2 separate regions of the Homo sapiens genome follow, and region 1 is linked to region 2. Evidence: read pairs that join two places in POLR2A ChIA-PET (ENCODE). Cell type or tissue: Panc1. All regions are shown on one strand. Links, peaks and the distances in the headings refer to the core of each region. The heading gives the core; the rest is flanking DNA.

The links. ChIA-PET counts read pairs that join two places held together with the same protein. Peaks named below come from ENCODE experiments on the same cell type or tissue, not always from the same donor. Only the 100,000 strongest peaks of a DNase experiment are listed, where the experiment ranks them.
Region 1: POLR2A ChIA-PET joins it to region 2 with 13 read pairs; 1 of 35 experiments calls an interaction of 5 or more read pairs at or near these places.

Annotation. Positions count from the first base shown.
Region 1 is chr6:140,277,677-140,283,074 of GRCh38, reverse strand. No RefSeq gene overlaps it. Among named protein-coding and RNA genes, the nearest start is that of MIR3668, 75 kb to the right of the region's middle. In Panc1, for the core only: no CTCF peak of the experiment used is centred there; no DNase peak of the experiment used is centred there; H3K27ac peaks cover 837 bases.
Region 2 is chr6:139,676,761-139,682,158 of GRCh38, reverse strand. No RefSeq gene overlaps it. Among named protein-coding and RNA genes, the nearest start is that of FILNC1, 92 kb to the left of the region's middle. In Panc1, for the core only: no CTCF peak of the experiment used is centred there; a DNase peak (open chromatin) is centred at 2,418; H3K27ac peaks cover 1,429 bases.

The sequences.
Region 1 (5,398 bases), core at 73-5,072, 600 kb before region 2:
TAACAGATTATGCATACTATAAAATAATGAGTAAAAAGTAAAGTGTTATTTTATTAATGTCAACTGAACTGCCACATATAAGTGAAATGAAAGCCTTTCACAAATAACAAATATATCTATCAAAATAAGAAAATACTATAGAAGAGCACATTTTTATTCCCTTTTAAAGTTATGCCCTTAGGAACAAACTCACTTATAAATAGAATAAAATCTATCTTGAAGAGGAAGTAAAATATTGCAGGAATAGCATACACTTTGAATTAGTAGATAATAGATTCATTGTTAGGTGCCTAGGAACAAACTATATAAACTATTATTTTATTCAGATTCTATGAATAAATTAGTAGATAACAGATTCACTGTTAGGTGCCTAGGAATTAGTAGGTAACAGATTCATTGTTAGGTGCCTAGGAACAATCTATATAAACTATTCTTACATTCAGATCTATGCCTACAATATTTTACTAGAGGCCATTAAATTAGTATTTATTTTGATAGTTTAAGGAAATCAGATTATTATTATTATTATTATCATTACTATTATTATGAGACAGAGTTTTGCTCTTGTCGCCCAGGCTGGAGTGCAGTGGCACGATCTCAGCTCACTGCAACCTCTGCCTTCCTGATTCAAACGATTCTCCTGCCTCCGCCTCCTGAGTAGCTGGGATTACAAGTGCCCACCTCCACGCCTGGCTGATTTTTGTATTTTTAGTAGAGACAGGGTTTCACCATGTTGGCCCAACTGGTCTCGAACTCCTGACCTCAGGTGATCCACCTGCCTCAGCCTCCCAAAGTGCTGGGATTACGGGCATGAGCCACCAAGCCCAGCCCAGATTATTTTCATATTAATAAAAATGAAATAATAACAGAAAAATAAGCAATACAGAAAAGCATAAGGAAATGGATAAAAATGATTCCAAATCTCTTCAGGTGGAGATAATAGTCACTATGTTTTCATACTTTTTTAACGCACATGTACATACATATGTGCTTTTACATAAATTACTACATATTGTTTGTTCATGTGGGAATGTAATTACAAGCAGTTTCTAAACATTAACTAAAGTCCATAGTTCACATCAGGGTTTCCTTTTTGTGTTGTACAGTTCTATGAATTTTGACAAATGTACACCATATATTCACCATTATAGTATCATGCAGTGTACTTTTACCAGCCTAAAAATCCCCTTTCACATATGCATCTGTCATTTCTTCCCCCAACCCTTGAGAAACCACTGAACTTTTAAATGTCTCCATAGTTTCACCTTTTCCAAAATGTCATATAACTGGAATCATAGACTAGGTATGACTATTTGCTTCTTTCACCTAGAAATATACATTTAGGGTTCCTCCGTGTCTTTTCATGGCTTGGTAGCTCATGTGTTTTAATTGTTGTACTGTTGTACTCCTGTTTATTTACCCACTCACCTATTAAAGGAATATCATTATTGCGTCTACATTTTGGCAATTATTAACAAAACTGCTATAAATATTCATGTGCAGAATTTTATGTGGATACATGTTTTCGACTCACTGGGGTAAAAACCTCTGAGTTCAATTACTGGAATGTATGATAAGACTATGTATAGCTTTGCAAGAAATTACATGACTGCCTTCTAAAGTGACTATGCCACTTGCATCCCTAAGCAATGAATAAGAGCTCCTGTTGCCCTGCACCATTACCAGCAGTTGGTATGTGTTAGTTTTACAGATTACAGCCATTCTACCAGGTGTGTAGTGGTTACTCTTTGTTTTAACTTAAAATTCCTTAGTGATATGTAACACTGAACATTTTTATATGTTTATTTGCTATTTGTATATCTTCTTTGGAGGTGTGTCTGTTCAGATCTTTTGCATATTTTTAAACTGCATTGTTTGCTTTCTTTTTTTTTTTTTTTTTTTTCTTGAGACGGCATCTCACTCTTTCACCCAGGCTGGAATGCAGTGGCGAGATCTCGGCTCACTGCAACCTCCGCCTCCCAGGTTCAAGCAATTCTCCTGCCTCAGCCTCCCAGGCACCCACCACCATGCCCAGCTAATTTTTGTATTTTTAGTAGAGGCAGGGTTTCACCATGTTGTCCAGGCTGGTCTTGAACTTCTGACCTCATGATCCACCTGCCTCAACTTCCCAAAGTGCTTGGATTACAGATGTGAGCCACTGCATCCAGCTGCAGTGTTTGCTTTCTTATTGTTGAGTTTTAAGAGTTCTTTGTATATTTTGGATACATATCCTTTATCAGATGTATCTTTTGCAAATATTTTCTCCCAGCCTGTGGATTCTCTTTTCACTCTCTTAGGAGTGTGATTGACAGAACAGAAGTTTTATTTTCAATGAGGTCTAAGTTTTCATTTTTTTTCTTTCATGGATAATACTTTTTGTGTTATACCCAAAAATTCACTACCAAACCCAAGATCACTTAGATATTTCTACTATATTATCTTTCAAAAATTCTATACTTTTCTAATTTTATCTTTATCTCTATGATCTATTTAAGTTAAATTTATAAAAGGTCTAAGGTCTATGTCTAGATAAATTTCTTTCTTTTGTGTGTGTGTGTGTTTGCTTTTGTTTTTGCACTTGAATGTCCATGTTATCTCACACCATTTCCTGGAAAGACTAAATTATTTTAAGTATTTGTGTGGGTCTATTTCTGAACTTTAATTCTGTTTTATTAATTTATTTGCCTATAATTTCACCAATAGCAGACTGTCCTTATCAAAGTACTTTTATAACAAGTCTTGCAGTAGGGTAGTGTCAGTCCTCTTATTTTTCTCTTCTTCACTATTGTTTTGACTAGTGTGTGTCTTTCCCTTTCCATATAAACTTAAATTAGTTTGTTGATATCCACAAAATAACTTGCTGGGGTTTTGAGTAAGATTGTGTTGAATCTATAGATGTAGTTGGAAAGAACTAACATTTTAACAATATTGAGTCTCTCTATTCATGAACATAAAATGTCTATTTTTTAGTTATTCTTTGATTTCTTTCAGGGTTGGTAGGTTTGTTCATATCAATCTGGTATATAATTTTTAAAATGTACATCTTAGCATTTCTTTTTCTAATTTTAAATTTTCATGCTAAAATAAGTCACATTGTGTTTTAAATTTCAAATTTCTATAACTCATTGTTGTCATGTACAAAAGGAACTGACTTTTGTGTATTAGGTTTGCATCCTACAACCTTGCTATAATCTGTTAGTTCCAGGAGTTTTCTTGTTGCTGTTGATTCCTTGGGATTTTCTACATGGACAAACATATTAGGTACAAATAAAAATAGTTTGTATTTTTTAGTTCTTTATCTTATTGCATTAGCTAATACTTTCAGTATTATCTTGAATAGGAATAGTGTTAGAGGACATCCTGGGTTTGTTCCTAATGTTATATGAAAATTATGACCATTGAGCATGATGTTAGCTATAGTTTTTTGTAGATTTTCTTTATCAACTTGAGGAATTTCTCCTCTATTCCTAGTCTGCTAAGGGTTTTTATCAGGAATGAGTATTCAACATTATCACCTGCCTTTTCAACACCTATTAATATTATCATCTGATTTTTCTTCTTTGGCCTATTGATACAATAGACTACATTATTTGATTTTCTAAAGTTGAACGGGACTTGCATACATGTAATAAATTCCACTTGGTTGTGGTGTATAATAGTTTCTATACTTTCTTGAATTTGGTTTGCTAATATTTTCTTGGGGATTTTGCATCAATATTCATGAGAGATATTATTCTGTATTTTATTTGATAGACATGAGCATATTCAGATGATTTATTACTCATTGGGTAAACTTTAGTAGGTTGTGCCTTTGGAGGAATTGGCTCATTTTATATAGGTTATCAAATCTGTGGGCATACAATTGTTCATAACATTCATTTATTATGCTTTTAATATCCATGGTATCAGTAGTCATTGCTCTTTTTTCATCTCTGACAACATTAATTTTTTCTCTCTTTTTCACTTGATTAGCCTGACTGGAGGTTTATGAATTTGAACTTTTCAAGGAACCAGGTCTTTGTGTTGTTGATGTTCTCTATTAATGTCTTGTGTTTAATTTTATTGTGCTATGCTCCAATGTTTATTATTACTTTTCTTCTGCTTGCTTTAGGGGTATATTGCCTTTCTTTAGATTGTTGGTTTTAGATATTTCTTCTTTTTAAATACATACATTCAATGCTAAAAATTTCATTCTAAAGACTGCTTTTGCTAATCACACAAATTTCGATGTTCTATTTTCATGTTTATTTAGTTCAATATATTTTTAACCTATCTTGAGACTTATTCTTAATCCATTTGTTATTTAGAGGTATGTTTAATTGCTAAAGCAATTGGTTTTTTAAGAAAAGTAAAAATTATCAGTATTTACCTACAAAAGAAAATAACAAAGAATGCCAATCCTAAAAATGTCTTTAGTGAAATCTATCAAAACATCAAGAAACTGATAACTTTACTATGATAACTTTACTTCTAGAACATATGTAGAGAAGAAAATATTTCAAATTATATTTATGGAATGATTTTTAACATCAATATACAATGCAGAAAAATATAGTAATGAAAACTCAATGACATTTACAAAAAACTTCACAGTGTCAATTATAATGTAGTAGTAACATATTAAAATGCAAAATGCCATTATCAAATTTATTGCATGCTAAGGTTTTACAGTATTAGGACAGCTATTATTGAAATTTATCACGTTAATAGGAAAAGGAAATAAAACAATATTGTCAGCTCTATGAATTCCCAGAAGTCATTTGAAAAACTCCCACATTCATTTCTGACAAAACTCTTAATAAAAAAGAATAAAGGGTCACTTAACATTATCAAAAGTACATGATATTTTGAAGCAAAAGTCAGCTTTATACTAAAGAGCCTGATAACATATGGTAGTTCTCAAAGTGGGGCCTTGTTCCGAGTGTGTCAGATGCACCTGAGAACGTGTTGGAAATATATATGCTTTGCCCCCATCCCACACCTACAGAATCAAGACTGGTGTGGAGAGCAACAATCTGTGTTTTAACAAGCCCTTTGTATGAACTGTTCCATGCTAAAGTTTGAGGACCATTTGTCTAAGTGGCATTAAAATCAGAAACAATAAAAATATGTCATTAGGACCACTACTGTTTAACATTATAACACAAATATTAGAAAATTTAACTGGAGAGTAGAATAAAATATAAGTGTAAAAACTGAAAAACAAGAGGAAGACTATCATTTTAGAAGATTTTATGATTTTATACCTGGAAAACATTTATAAATTAGCTTTAAAAAGTCTTAGAAACTACAGTAAGTTTCAGTATGATGGAGGCTGAATATGAAATTAATCTGTAAAAATAAACTGCTTTTCTACATAGAAACTAAAAATAGTTATATTTTCTATGTATTAGACTAA
Region 2 (5,398 bases), core at 244-5,243:
GCTGAGGCAGGAGAATGGCGTGAACCCGGGAGGTGGAGCTTGCAGTGAGCCAAGATCATGCCACTGCACTCCAGCCTGGGCAACACAGCAAGACTCCATCTCAAAAAAAAAAAAAAAAAAAAAAAAAAAAAAAAAAAAAAAAAAGACCTGTTCACACTTTACCTTCTTGTAGTTTAGAATTTGATATTGGAATATTTATATGTATGTCCAAATATTTTAGAAAACTTTAAGATTATCAAGATTTTAAAATATAAACTTTTTGTGTGCTTCTGTTGATATTACTGCTATTATGGTACTTAGATATAAATGAATCAATTTTTCTTATTTTTCTATGTAGAAAGGTAATTTTAAAACTTTCTTTTGAGACCAACCTGGGCCACATAGCAAGGCCCCCGTAACTATGCTTTTTTAAACTTCTGTTTACTTATTTCTTCAAAATGTATAAGATTAAAAAGTGTGATTTTAAACGTTGAAAAATTTGAAATTCCAAATAAATTCAGTAAACATATCTTATTTCTTTATTCAAATAAATTAAGTAAATATATTTTATTTATAACTCTCCAAAATAATAATGTTTTGCATTAAAAACATTTGTTTCAGTGGTTTCTTATAGCATGACATTATTTCACAGTACCAAAAAACCTGAATGGGCCAAATTTGTTAATCAAGCAGAATAGCTAATTTGAAATGAGTCCTAAAGGCTTCAATATTCTATCCTCTGTAGCAACATAGAGTCATTCCTATTTAATTAGGTAAGCCAATGTATTTGCAAAACAATTAAGAATGCAATTTAATTTGGGGTTTGGTAAACATCTAGGGATTCATTCATTATGACCTCCACATTGAGTTTACTTTGTAAAGCAGTATAAAACTAATCACTTAGAACTATAAAATGTAAGACCTTTTTTGAAAAAAGTAGATGTGTCTGGTCTTATGCATTATATGTACCTTCCATGTTGATGATGACTCTGTTTTACTGTTCTTTCAGAACTACGGTTTGAGTGAATTAGCTAAATTACAGCAGCAATGGCCAGGAGTAACTGACAAGCCCCAAGTGGCCATGTGGAGGGAGGTGGAGGAGATGCCGGGCAACCCTCGCACACAGCTGTCAGCACGTCCCAGCCATCACTAATCTGTAACCCACCTGCTGACCCAGTGCTGGGATTTTCCTCAGGAGAAACAATCATCATGTGATTTGAATCAAACTATTTAAAATATGTATTGTTTTAAACCAGGGAGAGAGCGGGAAACCAACCCACCACAAACAATCCACTGCACTAGACTCATTTTGAGACAAGATGTTTATGTAAACTCCCAGGTCAAGATGCTAACTCCTAGTGAATTAACCTACGATGTCACCTAGCCCCTCATATTGATTAGTCATTATTTTTACCCAGCGAAATGAGAATATGGGTCCAGAGGCCATGCACTTTCATACCCTGAGAAAAGTCAAGTGTCCTCTTATTCTCAAATACTTTCAGGACCGCTATTAGCTTCAGAGCATTGTGAAAAAGATGTTTTCAAATGACAACTGAAATGGACATTTCAAATTGGCTCTTGTCTCTGAACCAGATAACAGATTTAGAACAACAATCCGTGAAGGTGCATTTTGAATTTAGTGCCAGATAGCTTGATAATGCTATTAGACAGTTAAATACCACAAGTATAGATTCTAATATACCATCCTGAATGAATGGACATATTTTATTTCTTTGTTTTTTCTATTGAGTTTAAGACTGATGAGGTAGGTGAAAACAAGCCTTTCAGAAATAAAGACTAATATGTTTAGAGAAGAAAGTCTTCCAGTACCTTATTAACACATTGCCCTATACCCCTAGATGATCAGTTTGTATTTTGAAGTGCTTGGTGTCACTCTTAAAGTTTTGCAAGTCAGCTTTAGAAATAGCACCTGTTTTGCATACTGATCATATATATTAACTTAGTATACTTGCAAGGAAACTTAATACTATCCAAAAAAGAGGGTTTAAATGTTTTGCTTTACTTTCAAACATGGGTTGGTTAGGCTATAGCAAACATAATCTAGGATATAGAATGTGTCCAACAGTACCATACCATTATACCTTCATGTAGCATCATTATCAGATCTACGAGCAATTCCTCATCGTCTACAGTCATACACATAGAGCTGGCACCTGCAGGGCTATGGGCTTTATATTTCTACATACACACACTGGAATGCGAATATTGCCTGTATTTGTGTGTACAGAAATTCCTTGTTCACCCAAATTGTCTTTGTGAAACAGGCTTGCCTATTTAAAATACAGTTAAGAGCCCAAACATATGCCACTAGACAGCAAGTTACATAAGTTTAGGGACTTTGCCTTACTGTCCTTTGCTGCATTTCTTTAACCCAGAATAGTGTCTGGTATGTGATAGGAAATTGCTAAATATTTGTTTTATGAATGACTGTTACATTGCATATGTACAAAAGGTCATGCAATTTTCTCATAGGAGAGTTCCCCAGGCCCAAATCTGGAGACTGCTTGTCTTATGTAAGATTCTAACAAGTTTAGTTATCTTGTTTCCTAGGCCACCAAAAATAAAAAGCAGCAAATTACAGGGACATGGGGGAGTACTGCTAGAAGCAGGCATACTCAACATAATGAAAAATGCAAGCTAACATTCTATAAACTGGAAAAGAGAGAAAAACTATAAAATTTAGCTACAAGTCCTCAAAGAAAACACAAAAAAGTTTGTTTATATAACATTTGATTACCTCAATGTTCCAGTATACATATAATGTCTATATATCTCCAAACAAAACTTCTGTTTACTTTTGACATGCTTCTCAATGTTCTATAAATGGAATCATATTGTACAAAGTCTTCTGAGACTGGTTTTTATTATTCAAAATTATCTTTGAGATCAATCTGTTTTGATGTGTCGTTTGTTCATTTTTTCTACTTATAGACCATGATTTATCCATTCAAATACAGACACACATTTAGATTATCTGCAAATCTTTGCTATTCCAACCAATGTTTCAATGAACATTCCTAAATATACATGCTGCATATATGTGGCACAAGCATCTATGTATGGATGCACCTACATATGAATGTACCTATATATGGCGCAATAGATTATCTAAGGTTTCTTTTTATTTTATTTTATTTATTTTTTTTTTTTTTTGAGACTGAGTCTCGCTCTGTCACCCAGGCTGGAGTACAGTGGCGCGATCTCGGCTCACTACAAGCTCTGCCTACTGGGTTCATGCCATTCTCCTGCCTCAGCCTCCCGAGTAGCTGGGACTACAGGTGCCCACCACCATGCCCGGCTTATTTTTTGTATTTTTCTTAGTAGAGACGGGGTTTCACCGTGTTAGCCAGGAGGGTCTCGATCTCCTGACATCGTGATCCGCCCGCCTCGGCCTCCCAAAGTGCTGGGATTACAGGCGTGAGCCACCGCACCAGGCCGATTCTCTAAGGTTTCTACTTAGAAGTGGAATGCCTGGGCCGGGCGTGGTGGCTCACGCCTGTAATCCCAGCACTTTGGGAGGCCGAGGCGGGCAGATCACGAAGTCAGGAGATCGAGACCATCCTGGACAATACGGTGAAACCCCGTCTCTACTAAAAGTACAAAAAAATAGCCGGGCGTGGTGGTAGGTGCCTGTAGACCCAGCTACTCGGGAGGCTGAGGCAGGAGAATGGCGTGAACCCAGGAGGCGGAGTTTACACTGCGCCGAGATTGCGCTACTGCACTCCAGCCTGGGGGACAGAGCGAGACTCCATCTCAGAAAAAAAAAAAAAAAAGAAAAAAGAAAGTGGAATGGCTGGACTATAGAAAGTGCACATCTTCAGCTTTACTAGGTATTACCAGGTTAATTCTCTAAATGGTTGTACAACATTTTACACTCATACTAGTAGTAGAGTTCAGATAATTCCATATTCTTATCAAAATTTTTTAATTATCTAATTTTTAATTTTATCAATTTTGTGGGTATGGCATGGCATCTCATTGTGGTTTTTTTAATTTTCCAGGTTGTTAATGAGATTGGACATCTCTTTGTGTACATATTAGCCATTTTCTTTTCTCTTTGTGACATGCCTCTTGATGTATTTTGAGTACTTTTATATTGAGTAGTAAACTCACTTTTATTGATTTATAGGAAGTCTTTAATCTATTGCATATTAATCCTTGGTTATTAATATTGTTTTTCTAAACTGTGGCCTTTCTTTTCACATTTTATGATAACATTTCTAAACAGAAGGTTTAGTTTTTCTAAAATACAATTTATCATATGCATAGCTTCATGGTGTACAACCTTTGTGTACTGTTTAAGAAACCATTACTTACTTAAGGCCGGGCGCGGTGGCTCATGCCTGTAATCCCATCACTTTGGGAGGCCGAGGCAGGCGGATCACAAGGTCAGGCGATCGAGACCATCCTGGCTAACACGGTGAAACCTCGTCTCTACTAAAAATACAAAAAAATTAGCCGGGCGTGGTGGTGGGTGCCGGTAGTCCCGGCTACTCAGGAGGCTGACGCAGGAGAATGGCGTGAACCCAGGAGGCGGAGCTTGCAGTGAGCCGAGATGGCGCCACTGAACGCTAGCCTGGGCGACAGAGCGAGAGGACGTCTCAAAAAAAAAAAAAGAGAGAGAAATCATTACTTACTTAAGTCATTAGATAATTTTTTTCTTCTAAATATTTTAGAGTTTTGCCTTTTACATTTAAGACATTAGCCCACCTACAATTGATTTTTATATATTGTATTAAAGAGACTTCACAAGGTTTTTTAAAAATAAACTTTTGTTTTAGAATAATTTTAAATTTATAGGGAGGCAACAAAGATAGTACAGAGGGTTCTCATATAACCCGTACCTGGTTCCTCTATTTTTAAAATCTTCAGTTAGTATGGTACTTTCGCCACAATAAAAGAACCAGTGTTGATATTTATTAACTAAAGTCAACATATTGTTCAGATTTATTTAGTTTTCATCTAATATCCTTTTTCTGTTTCACAATTACATGCAGGATGCCACATTACATTTAGCCTCATGTCTCCTTAGGCTTCTCTAGATTATAACAGGTTTTCAGACTTTCCTTGCTATTGATTGTCTTCACAGTTTTCAGGGGTGATGGTTAAGATATTTTGTAGAATATCCCTTGATTTGAATTGGTATAATGTTTTAGTCCTGATTAGTCCAAAGTTGTGAGGTTTGGAAAAGGAAGCCACAGAGGTAAAGTGCCATTCTCATTACATCATACCATGAGTACATCCTATCAACATGACTTATCACTGTTGATAATTTTGATCACCTGGCTGAGGAAGTGCTTGTCAGTTGTCTCCACTATGAAGTTACTCTTTTTCTTCTTTCCATACTGTCCTCATTGGAAGAAAGTCACTATGTGCAGCCCACACTTAAATGGTGGAA